Linked DNA regions of Homo sapiens: region 2 is linked to region 1. Evidence: read pairs that join two places in POLR2A ChIA-PET (ENCODE). Cell type or tissue: PC-9. All regions are shown on one strand. Links, peaks and the distances in the headings refer to the core of each region. The heading gives the core; the rest is flanking DNA.

What was found. ChIA-PET counts read pairs that join two places held together with the same protein. Peaks named below come from ENCODE experiments on the same cell type or tissue, not always from the same donor. Only the 100,000 strongest peaks of a DNase experiment are listed, where the experiment ranks them.
Region 2: POLR2A ChIA-PET joins it to region 1 with 7 read pairs; 8 of 35 experiments call an interaction of 5 or more read pairs at or near these places.

What each region holds. Positions count from the first base shown.
Region 1 is chr12:92,558,546-92,566,492 of GRCh38, forward strand. The region is part of intron 1 of LOC105369905 (a long non-coding RNA gene); the gene reads left to right. Among named protein-coding and RNA genes, the nearest start is that of LINC02397, 96 kb to the left of the region's middle. RefSeq lists a silencer at 2,538-2,617. In PC-9, for the core only: no CTCF peak of the experiment used is centred there; no DNase peak of the experiment used is centred there.
Region 2 is chr12:92,366,171-92,374,117 of GRCh38, forward strand. The region is part of intron 1 of LOC105369902 (a long non-coding RNA gene); the gene reads left to right. Among named protein-coding and RNA genes, the nearest start is that of LINC02391, 6.3 kb to the left of the region's middle. In PC-9, for the core only: no CTCF peak of the experiment used is centred there; DNase peaks (open chromatin) are centred at 3,091 and 3,611; H3K4me3 peaks cover 488 bases; H3K27ac peaks cover 3,041 bases.

The sequences.
Region 1 (7,947 bases), core at 1,980-6,979:
AGTAGACTAAATACTGATGTGTGCAGTGCTGGACTTTTCCTCAAAGCACACTTTCCCTCAGTGGATCCTTAAAATAATTCAGAGAAGGAGGCAGTGTGCTAGGGCCTTTCCCCACCTCACCCAGAGTCATATTTATCTTTGAGTTTTCACACAAACAGACCCCGAGAGGTAATAAGTTTTTCCTTTGACTCCTCTTGTTTTCTGTAACATCATTCAGACAAGCAGACTTAGCAGTGACTGAAAATGCAATAGAGTTAAGTAGAGCAAAGAGGACAGGAGGCATTTTATATCTGCTGAAATGTGTACAGTCACCTTATTAATTACAAAAGAAATCTAGGCACTAAAGATAAGTAGCATGGTTACCAACGTACTCATTAAAGAACTATACAGAGAGGCTAAGGATGTGACCATCTCATTCCAGATTGGAATTCACGACTAGAAAGGCAACATCCAGTATCTGTCATAGAATTAGTACAGTCATCATAATGTTCTATACCCTGTGACTTCAGGGCATAGAGATGGTCAAAAGTATGATGACTGATGACTCACAAGGCCTCTCAAGATATTCAGCATCAATTTGGTGTCCACTGTATTACCATCTTCAGTTATTCATCACTCTTCCCATTTCCCCCCACCCAATGCTGTTTATGCCTCCTAAAATAGTAGCTAATATTTATAGAGGCCTTACTATGTACCAAGCATTGTTCTAAGCACCTCTCATGTCCTAAATCACTTAATTATCACAACAACCCTATTAGGTAGGTGATATTCTGCTCATAGCCATTTACAGATGAAATGGCCATGACAAAAAGAGGTTAAGTAATGTTTCCAGTTGGCACACAGATGGTGAGAGTAAGAGCAGAAATTCAAGCCCAAGCAGTCTGGAATCAGCCTTTTGTTCCCAGTCTCTAGGCTATACTGCCTCCATGCTTATTTCAGGTCAGGACCATCTCTCTCCTGGAATACTACAATAGACTCCTAGCTGGTCTCCATTCATCTTACTTCTTCTCACATTATTTTTTATTATAAAAATAATATATGAATACATTCTCCCTGTAAAATACAATAATAGTATAAATTAGATAAAATCCCATTTGGCCACCAGCTGCAATTCCAGTTTCCTCCCCAGGATCAGGTATGTCTACTCCTAGATCTTTTTCTGTGTATGTATGTACCTTTAAAATATATACAGTATCGTTTGATAGTTTTTTAAACTTTTATTTTAAGTTCGGGGTACATGTGCAAGTTTGTTATATAGGTAGAATTGCGTCATGGAGGTTTGTTGTACAGATTATTTCATCACCCAAATATTAAGCCTCGTACCCATTAGTAACTTTTCCTGACCCTCTTCCTCCTCCCACCCTCTGTTCTCTGAAAGGCCTCAGTGTGTGTTGTTCCCCTCTATGTATCCGTGTGTTCTCATCATTTAGCTCCCACTTATAAGTGAGAGCATGTGGCATTTGGTTTTCTGTCCCTGAGTTACTTTGCTAAGGATAATGGCCTCCAGCTCCACCCAGGTTCCTGAAAAGGACATGATCTTGTTTTTATGGCTGCATAGTATTCCATTGTGTATAGGTACCACATTTTGTTTAGCCAAGTTTGATAGTTTTTTTTAAATAAATGTTATTATAGCACTCATGTTCAAATTTCATGTTTTAAATTTATCTATATGTTTTTGAGAGCATTCTAAATCAGAACTGTGTGACCTTTAAAAGAAGAAAAACCCAGTACCATTTTTTAAAAGCACCCTCACTCCAAAATAGAGATGGCATAACCCTACTGAAGTGGTCTGCTACTTCCCTTTTAGTAACAGTGAAACCTAGCAAAGTCTTCCAAAGGAAAAAACTAGAAAAAAATTAAAGGAGTAACAGTTTGAGTGGCATATACACAGAAGAATGAGGGGCACTGTTTTATGGAAACTAATCTGTAGGTGAAACAATATGGGCATTGTCACCTGGAGATTTGCCATGAAGTGAGTCCAGATCCATTTCTTGATAAAGTCTACATAAATAACCAGACTATTCAGTTTACCAGTACATCTCATTCCTATAGCAATCTGGAGTATTGGATTGCATTAAGGTTCTACTCACTGAAGTAATCCCTTCACAGACTTCAACATGTTAATCTCTTTACTTGCTTACTGTTTCCATAATGTAAGCTCATAAAGACAGGAATTGCATCTCTCTTATTCCCTGCTGCAGTGCAATTACCTTACTCAGTAGCTGTCACATAATTGGGGCTCAACAAGTCATTGTTTAATGAGTGAATAAACCCAAAGACACATGATTAATTAGTGGTTCAATCACCCATGACCATTGTACAGTAGAGATGACCTAAACAGTTATAGATTTACAGCAGTCACTAATAACAAGTCATCAAAGTAAAACTCAACTGTGACAGATTAAAAGGAGCATAAATTCTAGAGTCAGTTACCTGGGTTAACAAAACGTATTCACCACATGCTTGCTGTGTGACCTTGGTCAATTTTCTTAACCTCTCTGGTATAATTTGAATATTTGTTCCTGCCCAGATCTCATGTTGAATTGTAATCTCCAATGCTGGGGGTGGGGCCTGGTGGGAGGTGTTTGGATCATGGGGGCCGGTCCCTCATGAATGGGTTGGGCCATCTCTTTGGTGTTAAGTGAGCTCACGCTCTAAGTTCACAGGAGATCTAGTCATTTAAAAGTGTGTGGTGCCTCTCACCCCCACTCTCTCTCTCTTGCTCCTGCTCTGGCCATGTGACGTACCTGTTCCCCTTCACCTTCCACCATCATTATAAGCTTCCTGAGGCCTCCCCAGAAGCCAAGCAGATGCCTGCACTATGCTTCCTGTAGAGCCTGTAGAGCCGTGAGCCGGTTGAATATCTTTTCTTTATAAATTACCCAGTCTCAGATATTTCTTTATAGAAATGCAAGAATGGCCTAATATACTCTCTCTTCAGTTTCTTTATCTGTAATAATGACAATAATCAAATCTTTAGAATTTTGCCAGGACTAAATGAAGTAATGAATTAAGGCATCTAATAATGTGTGAGACAATGAGTAGGTGCTTAGTAAATGTCAGTGCTGTGCCTATTTTCCCTCCGCCCACTTGCCACCTCTTTTCTAATAATAAGACCAAGTTTATTTACCCTGATAAGCACGTCTCTTCTCTCATTTCCATTTGTGGCAATGTAGGCAACCACTTCTTTCTCTTTCAGTGCTGACCTACTGTTTTGTTGGAAACAGTCCCAGGGCTCTGGGCTTTAGAGATTGCTGTTGGATTGCGAAGCATTATGGACCAAATCCAAGTGCTGCAGCACATAATGGCTCTGGCCATTTAAAAAATCTAAACTGCTGTAGCTATTTTATGGGGTGCAATATATATCCAAAATTTTATAATAGGGTTACCAAATGCAGTGCTCTAAAAATCAAGAATCATTCAAAATTTTCTCATCTCTCCACAGAAATAAATTGCTATGTTGGTTAAAACAGACACCTTGCTCAGGAGTCTGAGGTTTTCTCTAAGATGTTCCACAATTATCATTTAAAGCCAGTGCATGTTATTCAAACAGGAAAAGGTAGAATTCTTAACTTAACTTCACCAGAATTAGACTTTCATTCTGTGATATTCGTTATCCAATTCCCAACATTTCCGGTACCTCCAACTCTCTTAGATCTACCCTCAATCCCCTTATTTACAGAGTCTTCAAGTCTCAGAAACACTTGCATTTATCCTGTCATGTACACACCCTAAAAGTCATCCTAGGTCTTTAAAAAGACTTACAGATGACCGAGCCAAACACAATCCTTTCCCTATTCTAAGTCTTACTCTTCTCAACATTTGAGACTGCCTTTGCTTAGACCACTGGGGCAGATCTATTGTGTTGCTACCTGAGTGCTCTCCTAGCAATTAGACATGTCTTTAAAACAGGACATGTATTACTTCTTCTTTATCTTGCATTATAAACTTGAGCAATGTCTGGCTTGATGAAGGCAGTGTTTCTACTATCTTGGTTGGGTTCCAACCATAACCTTTGAGTAGAGAACAGTTTGGGCAACTTATAAATCTTGTTTTAAAAAGTAAATCAACTTCTTGCTTTGAGATCTGGGTCATTTCAAGAATAGCTGGAGTACTCCATTCACCCTTGGCCTGAAGATTACATCTTTTCCCCAAAGTTCTAGCAAGAGCCACCCAGTTAGAATTATAGTCAATAGGATTAGCTAAATGTACTACACCCAAAACACAAGCAGCAGCTGGATTACCATCCTACAGCTCACCTGTTGGTAAATGTTGATCTTATAGTTCTTATTTATATAAACCTCAAAGCCTGGAGGAACTCATACCCCACTCAGACATCATCACAAGAGAATTCTGAAGTGGAAATTAACAGCTAAATGGACCTGTATAGGACTAAAAATATATATCTATGTATTTTATTAAAATACATATGTTATTAAAATATATATTATTAAAATATATTTTTAATTAAAATATATTTATTAAAATATATATATTATATATATATATTATTAGTTCTAGATTCCAGTATTCTTTTTTTGGTCTAAATTTGTAAGACTCAGCAAAGACATTCATCCAGGACATCTATAGCTTGCTGTGAGCCTTTGCTGTCTTCAGTAACCAGCATGCGAATTTCATAGAGATGCCAATGGAGAGAAAGATACAAGGCTTCCTTCCCTTTAAGAGGCATATAATCAAACTAGTCCAAGAAAGCTAGTTTGACAAAAGTCAAGGGAAGGAGGGGAATAGGGAAATATATGTTAAACTACATGGCTAGTTAAACATTAGTCCTGCAGGCCGAGTATTTGCTGGGAAAAGGGGGACCCTCATCAGTTACTTCAGGAGCTAGATTTTTCCATGGCCCCAAATATCCTTAGTGTGTTGTATGTCCTTCCAAGGATTGGTGTCTGCACTACACAATGCCCAATCATCTTAAAGTACAGTATGTCTTCTAGTATTGGTGGTTCCTTACAGCAGCTTATTCAAGTATCTTAATTCTTTAAATCTGGAAAAGAGACAAAGAGAAATATAGGCTACAAATTTCATCCTCAGAATGTATCATCAGCTCACTAGTTAACTATAGTATTTCATTAGTAATAAGATAAGGCAAAGATGAAAATAATAACTGAAAATGCACACATTTCAGACAAAAAAATCCCAGCCCAATTAAAATTATAAATTAAAATTTTATATCTCACTATCTCTCTGTATTTTAAAAAGCAATTTGCCTCAACCCCAACATAAGTTGAACCACTTAAATTGCAGTGACAAAATCAAAGCTTTGTTCTGAATATTGGGAGCTGAGATCTATTTTGCTACATATCTTGTAAAATTATCCCCAATTTCAGGACATAGAGCTACAGCATTAGAAAACCTTATGTTTCTTTTTGTATCATGCAATGAATTTTAAACAGTCTGTTTTTCCATTGCAGCCTTTTTTCTACTGGTGGTGAGCAGTGGGATGGAGTGAGGTGGAACAGAGGTTGGGAAATTTGTGAGCAGAGCGTTTTTTAAGAGCTCAATTCAAATGGTTAAGTAGTTACAACAGAGTTCTCAGATGCTACAAAATTATGTTAGATCCTTATATGAATATCATATCCTTATATGAACTCCTAGTTCACTCTTGTTTTAAATCTAAATTCTTTAGACTTAACATTTGGTAATGCTTAAACAAAAAACAAAACAAAAAAAGGATCAGGAAAACAAAACAGAACACTGTGAGCTTGAACATATCAACAATTTTTCATGGACAAAGAATAAAACAACTGCATAGTAGACAAAGATCTGCCCAGCTAAAAATCAATATTTGTATCCAACTTTGGGGGGAGTTAAGAGAACTAACTGCTTATGACATCAGCCCTAGAAATGTGCCTGTAAATATCCACATTAGTAATGCTTCATCTACCAGTTTCTTATAACCAACATGATCCAATTCAGTAGCTACCACAACTGATCCAAGCTGCCCTACGGGAAATTATGCACACCCACCAAAAAAAGTAAAAATCGTCTCTGACCAAAAGAACTGGGTCACAGGATGAGAGGTGGCACCATTCTCTTTAATATCATTAACTCTTGATTTTTAAGGAAACATGGTTCCCATAGGCCTAAGAGGGTTTCTTAAATGTGACCTACATTCAAGCATAATTATCTTTCTTTCCCAACTGGCAAACATACACTACATAACCTTGTTGTAAAATCCCATAATTAATACAGTTTTGAATATTATGAGCCAAATTATCTGACCTAAAATATAGTAAGATATATAATAGTTGAAGACAATTAAAATTGTCTGATTGTACCTTGGCCCTGCCTCCATTACTTTTGAAACAACAGCTTTTCTTTTATGAAACATAATTTATTTTATCAGTATAAGTTATCCATAGAGTTTGATGAGAGAAGTTAGGACTGCCATATCCTTATCAAATATTCAGGACCAGTTTTAAATATTATTAAAAAGTACAACCAAGCTGAAAACTAAAGCAGTGCACATGATGCCCTGTGAAAGTAGAAATTTATTCTTTAAACAGATTAACTTATTTATTTATGCTGTTGTATTTATTTGGTTTTATCAAATGTTGTCTAAGAGACATAGCATAGCATGAGAGATAAACAAATTTACAAGCAAAAAACAAACAACCCCATTAAAAGGTGGGCAAAGAAGGTAAACAGACACTTTTCAAAAGAAGACATACATGTGGCCAACAAGCATATGAAAAAATATTCAACATCACTGATCATTAGATAAATTCAAATTAAAACCACAATGAGATATTGTCTCACACCAGTCAGAATGGCTATTATTAAAAAGTCAAAAAATAACAGATGCTGGTAAGGCTGCAGAGAAAAGGGAACATGTATACAGTGCTGGTGGGAATGTAAATTAGTTCAGCCACTGTAGAAAGCAGTTTAGTGATTTCTCAAAGAACTTAAAACAGAACTACCGTGCAACTCAGCAATCCCATTATTGGGTACATACCCAAAGGAATATAAATCATTCTACCATAAAGACACATGCAGAAATGTTTATCGCAGCACTATTCACAACAGCAAAGACATGGAATCAACCTAGATGCCCATCAGTGGTAGACTGGATAAAGAGAATATGGTACATATACCATGTATATACATAGTATACCATGGAATACTATGTAGCCATAAAAAAGAACAAGATCATGTCCTTTGCAGCAACATGGTTGGAGGCTGTTATTCTGTGAACTAACACAGGAACAGAAAACTAAATACCATATATTCTCCCTTATAAGTGGGAGCTAAACATCGACTACACATGGACACAAAGAAGGGAACAATAGACACTGGGGCTACTTGAGGGTGGAAGGTGGGAAGAGGATGAGGACTGAAAACTACCTATTAGGTACCACGCTTATTACCTGGGTGATGAAACAATCTACACACCAAACCCCCATGACGTATGCAATTTACCTAGGTAACAAATCTGCACATGTACCGCTGAACCGAAGTTTGGATCTAACCAGGTCAACATTTATCAGCTTTATTATCTTAAGCTTATCATTCAACTCTCTTGGAATCTCCGTTTCTCGTCTGTAAAATGAGATGGTGGCAATACCTATTTTACAGAATTGTTTTTAGAAAAAATATAATTGAGGTAAGTTACAACCTGGAAAGGATTTTTTTAAAAGTTTGACCTGTTTATACCTTAAAATATTGAGAAAATTGTCAGAGAAATGGTACATGCCAAAAGGCACCTTACACATATGCACTAAAAACACATGTTTACAAATGATGTAGACTATAAATAAATACTAAATATGTGTCTACAGATTTCAGGTCAGACAAATGTATATTTAAAAATTAACAGGGACTTCTAGATAAAGATGGCAGATTATGCAAATGTATTTATATTCTCTTCCATCCAAAAGCCTATTAAAATGTTAGTAAAGGAATACAAATAGGTACAAATTCATAAGC
Region 2 (7,947 bases), core at 1,160-6,159, 190 kb before region 1:
TAGATATCGGACTTAATACACACTCAACTACAAAGCAATAGAACCAGGTAGTAAAATGTTACTCCCAAGGAGATTAGACTCCTATACAGAAAAATGATTTCATTGTTTCATATAACCATATAAAGTAAGTCCAAAGAGATGTTTTTAAAAGTTTCCTAATCCTTACTAATTTCTTAAATACCTACTCCTCAAGAAGAATAAATTCTCTCTCTATTCATTGATCCATAGAATATTTCTAAAAACCTAATAATGTGTTGGCATAGGTCTTTCTGAACCCAAAACCCAGACCTATGTCTTTCTGAACAAAATATGTGATATTGTGTGTGTGTGTGTGCGTGTTGCTTGCTGTCCATTTCAGCAGCCTTCTACTTTGATGACAACCTGATTATTCTGGAAAAAAGCAGTTGCTGTCCTTAGTGGTGCAGCATGTAGTTATTTGGAATTTCAGTAGTATCCAGGTAACATTTTTCATTGAGTCAGTGGGGAAACAGAAGATGAGAAACTCACCCTTCTGAGTTTCTGGTCAATATTTCTTGATTGGAGCTCTGGGTCTCTGGGTCCTCTCTAATTGTTACCTAGAGACTGGATCTTTAGATTATAAAAATATCAAAATACCTGGATATTGACTTTTTGAATTCAGTATATTGCAATTGAATTCCACTTCAACAATAGCAGGTGGCCAATGGGTTGAGTATGATCGAATCAGGAATGAAAGATTCTGTAGACTGTACCTTTCTTTTCAAAAATAAAATTTTGAAAAGTACAGATTTGCCTAAAATATATGGGTAATACATTCAGAGTGCAGACTGACCATGTTTAAGTTGTAAAGCCTGCCGTATGAGGAAGCAGAAACAGATGTAGTAGCTGTTCCCTGCTGGTATGTGCTCTATGTCTTTGGTTGGTTGGGTGGTTGGCTGGTTGGTTTGGTGTTTGGTTGAGTGGATGGGTGGGTGGTTGGGTGGTTAGGTGAGTGGTTGGTTGGTTGGGTGGGTGGGTGGGTGGTTGGGTGGTTGGGTGAGTGGTTGGTTGGTTGGTTGGTTGGTTGGGTGGGTGGTTGGGTGGTTGATTGGTTGGTTGGTTTTAAAATTATCATGACTGCCTTCATTTTTTTCTGTTTCTTCCTCCTCAATCTTAAATGACAGGACTATGAATGTACCCCTGGCAGGCTGTTCCCAATTCTTCAGGGCCCAAGTCAGGAGTGCAAATGGAGGCCTACATGCCTTATGTCTAAATATTTTAAAGTTATAACTGAAGCATACAGACTGCCCAATAAAATATATTTTATCCCCTTCCTAAACTAGTATATCTTCCTAATGACAAATTGTTTTAAATATAAAAGCTATTGTTTTTATACATTTGAAAATCTGTAAAATATCAAAGATGACTGAATTAATATTGTACATGTCTGTGTATTCAATTGATGGGCTGCCAAAGTTTGGGTGAAGAATTAAGTAAAAACATATATAATTTAAAAAGTATTTCATATGCATTTTTTAAAATGTATTTCTTTGCTTTTTTTTAAGTAAATCACAAGTTTGATTCTATTGATAATGATGATCTAAAGGATCAAAAATTAAAATGTGATTATGTCCAAAATATTCAGTTTGAGTATATTTTAATCAAAAACATAAAATAAAGCAAACCTGAAATATAAAAATGATTTTTTTGTTTTCAAAAAGTTATTTTTCTTCTCAAACATTCAAATTATTTTATAACATGAAAAGAGAAATATGAATTATAATTAAGAGGTATAACAAATATGAATAAAGATTATTAAATAAAACTTATATTTTATTTTCTTAAAAAGTAATTAAATATCATTAAATGTTTATAAAACTTAAACTAATCACAATTCCACAGGGCAATGTACATTTAGTTACCAATGTAAAGAACCGATATCTTGCTGGACACATGCTTTACAAAGGAAGAACTGGACAAGTTAAAATAATTTGTTTTTATTTTCTTTATCTAAGTGTGCCTGTCATTCAAATACTCCCTGTCTTCTTAAGCATTTTCTGACTTCCACATTAGCAGAAGCACAATCCACAAATCTTCATGGCATGTGGATGTAGTTTTTTGTTGTTGTTGTTCTTAGGACATAGGTCAACTGATTTGGAGAAGTATTTTCCTGGGGCCTGAATGGTGTGCACCACAGAAGTGAATGTTTTAGGATTTCAGTAATGCTGTGATGGCTCCGAGTGTAAGATTCCAAGTCATAGAGGCCCCTATGTGTTTGCTAATAAATGTAGTGTTTCTGGGTTTGCTATATGCAGGGCACTCTAGGGCTTGGAATTCATGGGGACTTTTATTCTCATATACCTCTGCTTGGCTCAGGCCTTTAGAGATTCTCAATTGGATTATAAGTGTAGCCTCATTTCTTCTAGACTCAATTTCTCCTTGTGGCTCAGAAATACACATAGGTGAGTGAAGAATCATTTTCTCCCTCTTTCAAACCCAGATTCTGAGGCTACTTGTGAATAAATGAAATAAAGCAAATAAAAATATTATCAAATATACCTGTGGCTAAGGAACCACTCAGCCTCTTTTACCCAAAGTTCACCATACAAAAACTGGAACTGCCTAATTTGGCAAGAACAGTTGTGGCCTGATTCCAATTACTGACAGGTGAATGGTATTCAAGACACAAACATTACTTGATGATTAGTGCATATCATCCTTTACATGATTAGGTTCAGCTGCAAAGCATAAAATCATAACCAATATTAATTGAGCATTCATTATGTGCCAGGTAGTTTGCTAAGAGCTTCGTATGTATGATCTCATGTGGTCCTCCCCATTGTCTTGGAAAAGGACTGAACCTTTAGGGAAGTTAAGTAGCTTGCCTAAGATAACACAGTAGGGAAGTAATAGCAATGGGATTTAAACTCAGGTTATCCAATGTGAAAGCCTGTGCACTTAAACACTATTCCACTCTGCTTGCCTCTGTGTTACTGGCATCAGATATAGGGTTGGGAAGGTCTGTGACCAGGTAAGGTCAAGATAGGGTAAACTGAATCAGCTGCCAAGTTGTACCCCAAGGGAAACAACTGCCAATCCAGTATGACAAATCCAAAGGAACACAATAGCCTTGTGTTTGATTTGAACTGATGTCACTTCCAAGGAACTAGGTTGGAGTGTGGACATCACAGCACGTTATAGAATCTTTAAGCTGGTGCTCGAAATAAACTCAATGTGCTGGAAAGGCAGAACTCCAGTCTAAGGGAAGACGGAAACAGAAATAACATTTTTGGGCACTTACTACATGCTAAGGCTTTCACACCTTCTGCTCATTTAATTATTGAAACAAACTTGTAAAGCAAGTATTATTTCCCCCATTTCCCAAATGGGAAAAGAAGTTGTGTAACTTGCCCATGACCAAATAGCTAATAAGAAATGGAACCAAGAAAAATAATCTAAATTAGCTTGATTTCAGATTTGGGGATATTATTATTATTATTAAACAAATCACATTGCCTCTCCAACACTTCGCTGGACCCAACTAAAGGACTAAGTTGGAAAACAGCAGCACAAAGTCGCACCCTCATACCTAGTTTCTTACTCATGTTAAATGATGCCAGTAAAATGCCCTGCAGGTTTGGGGGAAAGGCCTTGACTCAGGGCAGATGGATATGTCCAGGAGTAGCAGCCAAGACTAATTAATTCCAGAGTCCACCCATGGGTAGAGCTCATAGCCCCATACATCTGACCTAGGTCAAGACTGACTCACAAATTGGGCTGGTTTGAGTCCCAGGACATGGACCAAAGTGATGAGACAGATTAGGGCCAGCAAATACTGAGTTGTGTCCTGTTGGTGGGCTCTGCTGGGATGCTTAGCCTAATTGTGCTTCCAAGAGTGAGATCATTATGTTTTTTTCTTCTAACCTAGAAAACCCTTGTAGCTCTTAAAGCTATACCATATGATACCTGTCCATGACTGGACCTATACTTAACAGAAGTACCTAAGACTCAGATGGTCCTTGGAGCAGACAAGGACATCAAATTACTAACTGCAAGTGTGTAATAGAAATCTATTTACTTCAGGTAAAAACCTCTTTCTAGAACAACAACAACAAAAGATTGAATATTATGATGGATTTTTAATTAGGAAATGACCAGAAACAGTGATGAAAAAGGGGGCTTAGATAATATTAGAAGCACATTGCTTTGGATACATGAATAGGAAAAGTGCAAGAACTGGAACCTGTAAGCAAAAATCCATGGAATGTTCAGTTCAGCTGCTGAATTGCCCACAGCTGTCTGGGATATTCTCCTTTTGAACCAGGCTTCTCTTTGTCTATTGAGGTAATCTGTTCCTCTCTGTGCTCTTTTCAATTTCAATATCCATTGTCACTGTCATGGACAAAGTTATGAAGACAGCCTGACTTACACCTACTTGGTCATGGGCTCCAAAAATGAAATGAAATGTGTGTGTGAGGAGGGTGAGTCATTCTTTCCTATTGGAAGTTGCTAATTAATTGGGTGGTTAATAAAGAGAATATGAGGCTTTATATATTCTGGGCTAGAGGATACAGAATTCAAATCACTGCCACATGCCATTTCATGTCAACCAACATTTATAGAGCACCTACTATGTACAAGACACTGCAGAAAGTATGAAAACGGGTAAGCCACAGTCCTTGTTCTCAGGAAACTCAAAATACAGTGTCAGAGATAGAGGTGAACAACTAGCAATAAAGTCAACCCAAATAAAATAAGAGCTAAGACACATGTACAAAGGATGCACCATGAGGGCAGAGAAGGAGCCTCTGCTAAGAAGAGGTAGTGTTGATGGGTGTTAGATGGAGGGGAGAAGGTCATTCCAGGATGAAAGAAGAATGAGCCAGCCAAGAAGTCTCAGAAATTTCAGTCAGAGAAGGAAAAGGAGAACTGAGAAAGTGTCATGATAGCTAGTAAATATGCTCAAATCTTCCTATCCCCCAAATATCATCCATTGTCTGTGCTTCATGTCAACCCTTTGCCCAGTTCTCCTCTTCCCTGCATGGCCAAAGTTTTTACTGTTTTGTTCTTTTCTTGGCAAACTAAATCCTCAGCACCTTTATATGTAGTGAAAGGTATGCTCTTCCCTGCCTTCCCCACCTCACTCAGCTAAAACTTATTTTACTGAGAACTGCTGATACTCAAGATTCATGCATGAGGTGTGACCTCTCTTCCAATATGCCTGGGACACCACGTAATGATCACTGATATTCGTTGGACTGCTGCTATGTGCCAGGCGTTGCTACAATATGTATATAAGTGTTTCCTACAATATGTATATAAGGGGCCCAGATCTGAAGATGGCCCTCAATGATCCACACCTCCTGGCTACACCCTTGTGTAGTCCCCTTCCACATTGTACTGGGATTGGTCTGCATGGCCAGTGCAAGACTACAGAAGTGACAGATGCCACTTCCTAGTTTAGTTGTAAGAGATTATGGCTTCTGCCTTGATTGTTCTCTCTCTAGGAGCACTCATGCTGCAGAAGTCATTGAGAGCCCATGTGGTAGAAAGATGAAGCCTCCTTCCAACAGCCATGCAAGTGAGCTTGGAAGTAAATCTTTCAGCTCCTATCAAGTCTTTGGATTGCAGTCCTAGCTGAGAGCTTGACTGCAACTTCATGAGCCAGAGCCACCTAGATAAACTATTCTTGAATCTGTGATCCTCAGAAACTGTGTGAGATAACGAATATTTGCTGACTTAAACTTTAAGTTTTGGAGTAATTTGTTATGAACAATAGACAACTGATACAGTATGTATGTCTATATTATTGTTTTTTGAGTATAATTCACATAAGATAAAACACACAGATCTGGAGTGTTCAGTTCTGTGGGCTTTGAACATTGCATACAAATGTGTAACCATTACTCAAAAAAGATATACAATATTTCCATCACCCAGAAAAGTCCCTTGTCTCCTTTTCCAACTAATTCCTAGTCTTCTCTCCTATCAGAAAAAAGAAAACCCACCATTTTTGTTTCTATCGTTGTAGTTTAGTTTAGACTATTTTTGAACCTCACATAAGTGGATCACCCAGTATGTCTGTTTTGTATCCAGCTCACCATAATGTTTTTGAGATTTAACTGGGTTGTTGTATATATCAGTAATTTTATCCTTTTAAGTCTATTGCTGATTAGTATCCTATTTCATGAATATACCATGATGTGTTTATTCATACTCCTGTTGATGGACATTTGGGTTGTTTCTGATTTTTATTTATTGTGAACAAGGCTGCCATCATTGTACAAGTCTTTTTGTGGACATAAGTTCTCAGTTCACTAGAGTAAATACCTAGGAACAGAAATCCTGGATAATATTATAAATGCACATTTAACATTATAAGAAACTGACAAAGATTTTTTGAAAGAGTTTGTTTCATTTTACACCCCCACCAGCAATGTATGGGAATTCTAGTTACTTCACATTCTTTCTAGCATTTGGCCTCATCAGTCTTTTGATTTTTGTCATTTGCTGGGAGTGAAATGGCATCTCATTGTGGGTTTAATTTTCCTGATGAGCCATGATGTTGACCATCATTACTGGCCACTGACATACCTTCTTCTATGAAGTCTCTGTTGAAGTTTCATCATGGGTGCCACCTGGACTCTCTGCTGACAGGATGTTCCCTAAAATCACTGCTTGTTGAAGCACATCTGTATCGGCTTCTCCCTTGAGCCCACACCACCCTTTCCCTCAGCACCCTTCTCTTATACACAGTCTTGCCTCCCTCCCTCGCCATCTCTGTCTCCACCCTCCTTTTCATTCTAGGCTCAACAAATCTTGCCCTGAAAACTGCTGCCCCAGTAATAACCTATTAAATATCTACCCCAGTTCTAGCACTGGGCTCAGTGTGGGAAAATTAAAAACAGAAGAGTAGTGGTAGGCTGGTAAATATTTAACAGCTGGCTCTCTGGAAAAAAAAATTAATTAATTAAAAAGAAATTTTTGCTTGTGGGAATAAGTTTATCAGAGCTACATTTATTTTTTTTTTAGTTCTTTTTTTCTACGTATTTGGCTGATATATACATATATAATTGGTTTCTTAATTGATATTTTCATAACTTTTAAATTTTTATTGATCTTAATTGATTTTTAATTGACTAAATAAATTTTATTAAACTTACACATTAATTCTAATAATCTATATACAAATAATTTGCCTAGATTTTCAACATATTTAATTATATGTCATCTGGGAATAATGAGGGATTTACTTATTTCACTCCAATATGTATACCTTTCTTTTTTCTTTTTCTTTTTTTTTTTTTTTTTTGTGTGTGTATTTGTTTGTTTGTTTTGAGACACAGTCTCTGGAGTGCAGTGGCATGATCTCTGCTCACTGCAATCTCCACCCCCTGGGTCCAAACCGTTATCACACTTCAGCCACACAAGTAGCTGGGACTACAGGCATGTGCCACCATGCCCAGCTAATTTTTTTGTATTTTTAGTTGAGACGGAGTTTCGCCATGTTGGCCAGGCTGGTCTCAAACTCTTGGGCACGTGCAATTGGTCTGCCTCAGCCTCCCAAAGTGCTGGGATTACAGGCATGCGCCACCACACCAGCCTACTTTTATTTTTTCTTATTCTATTGCACTGTCTAGGATCCTCCCTACCAATGTTGAAATGAAGCAGTAAGAGTGAGCCTCTTTGTTTTGTTTTTTATTTCTAGAAAAATGTTTCCATTTCACCTTAAAATCTGATGTTTCTGTGGATGTTCTTTAAAGTTTATAATTTTTTAAAATTTCTAGTTTGCCAAAGGTTGGTTATTATGGAAAAAATAAATTTAAAACACCCTGATGTATATACCAATTTTCTGTGTGATAAATACTCCCAGCACAACCACTTCCAAGCTATCAATGTAACTTCACTAAAGGTGGAGCTGGGAAGAGATACAGAGTAGCCCACCTCATAAACCATGTTTCCACATGACAATTGTCTTTCATAATAAGC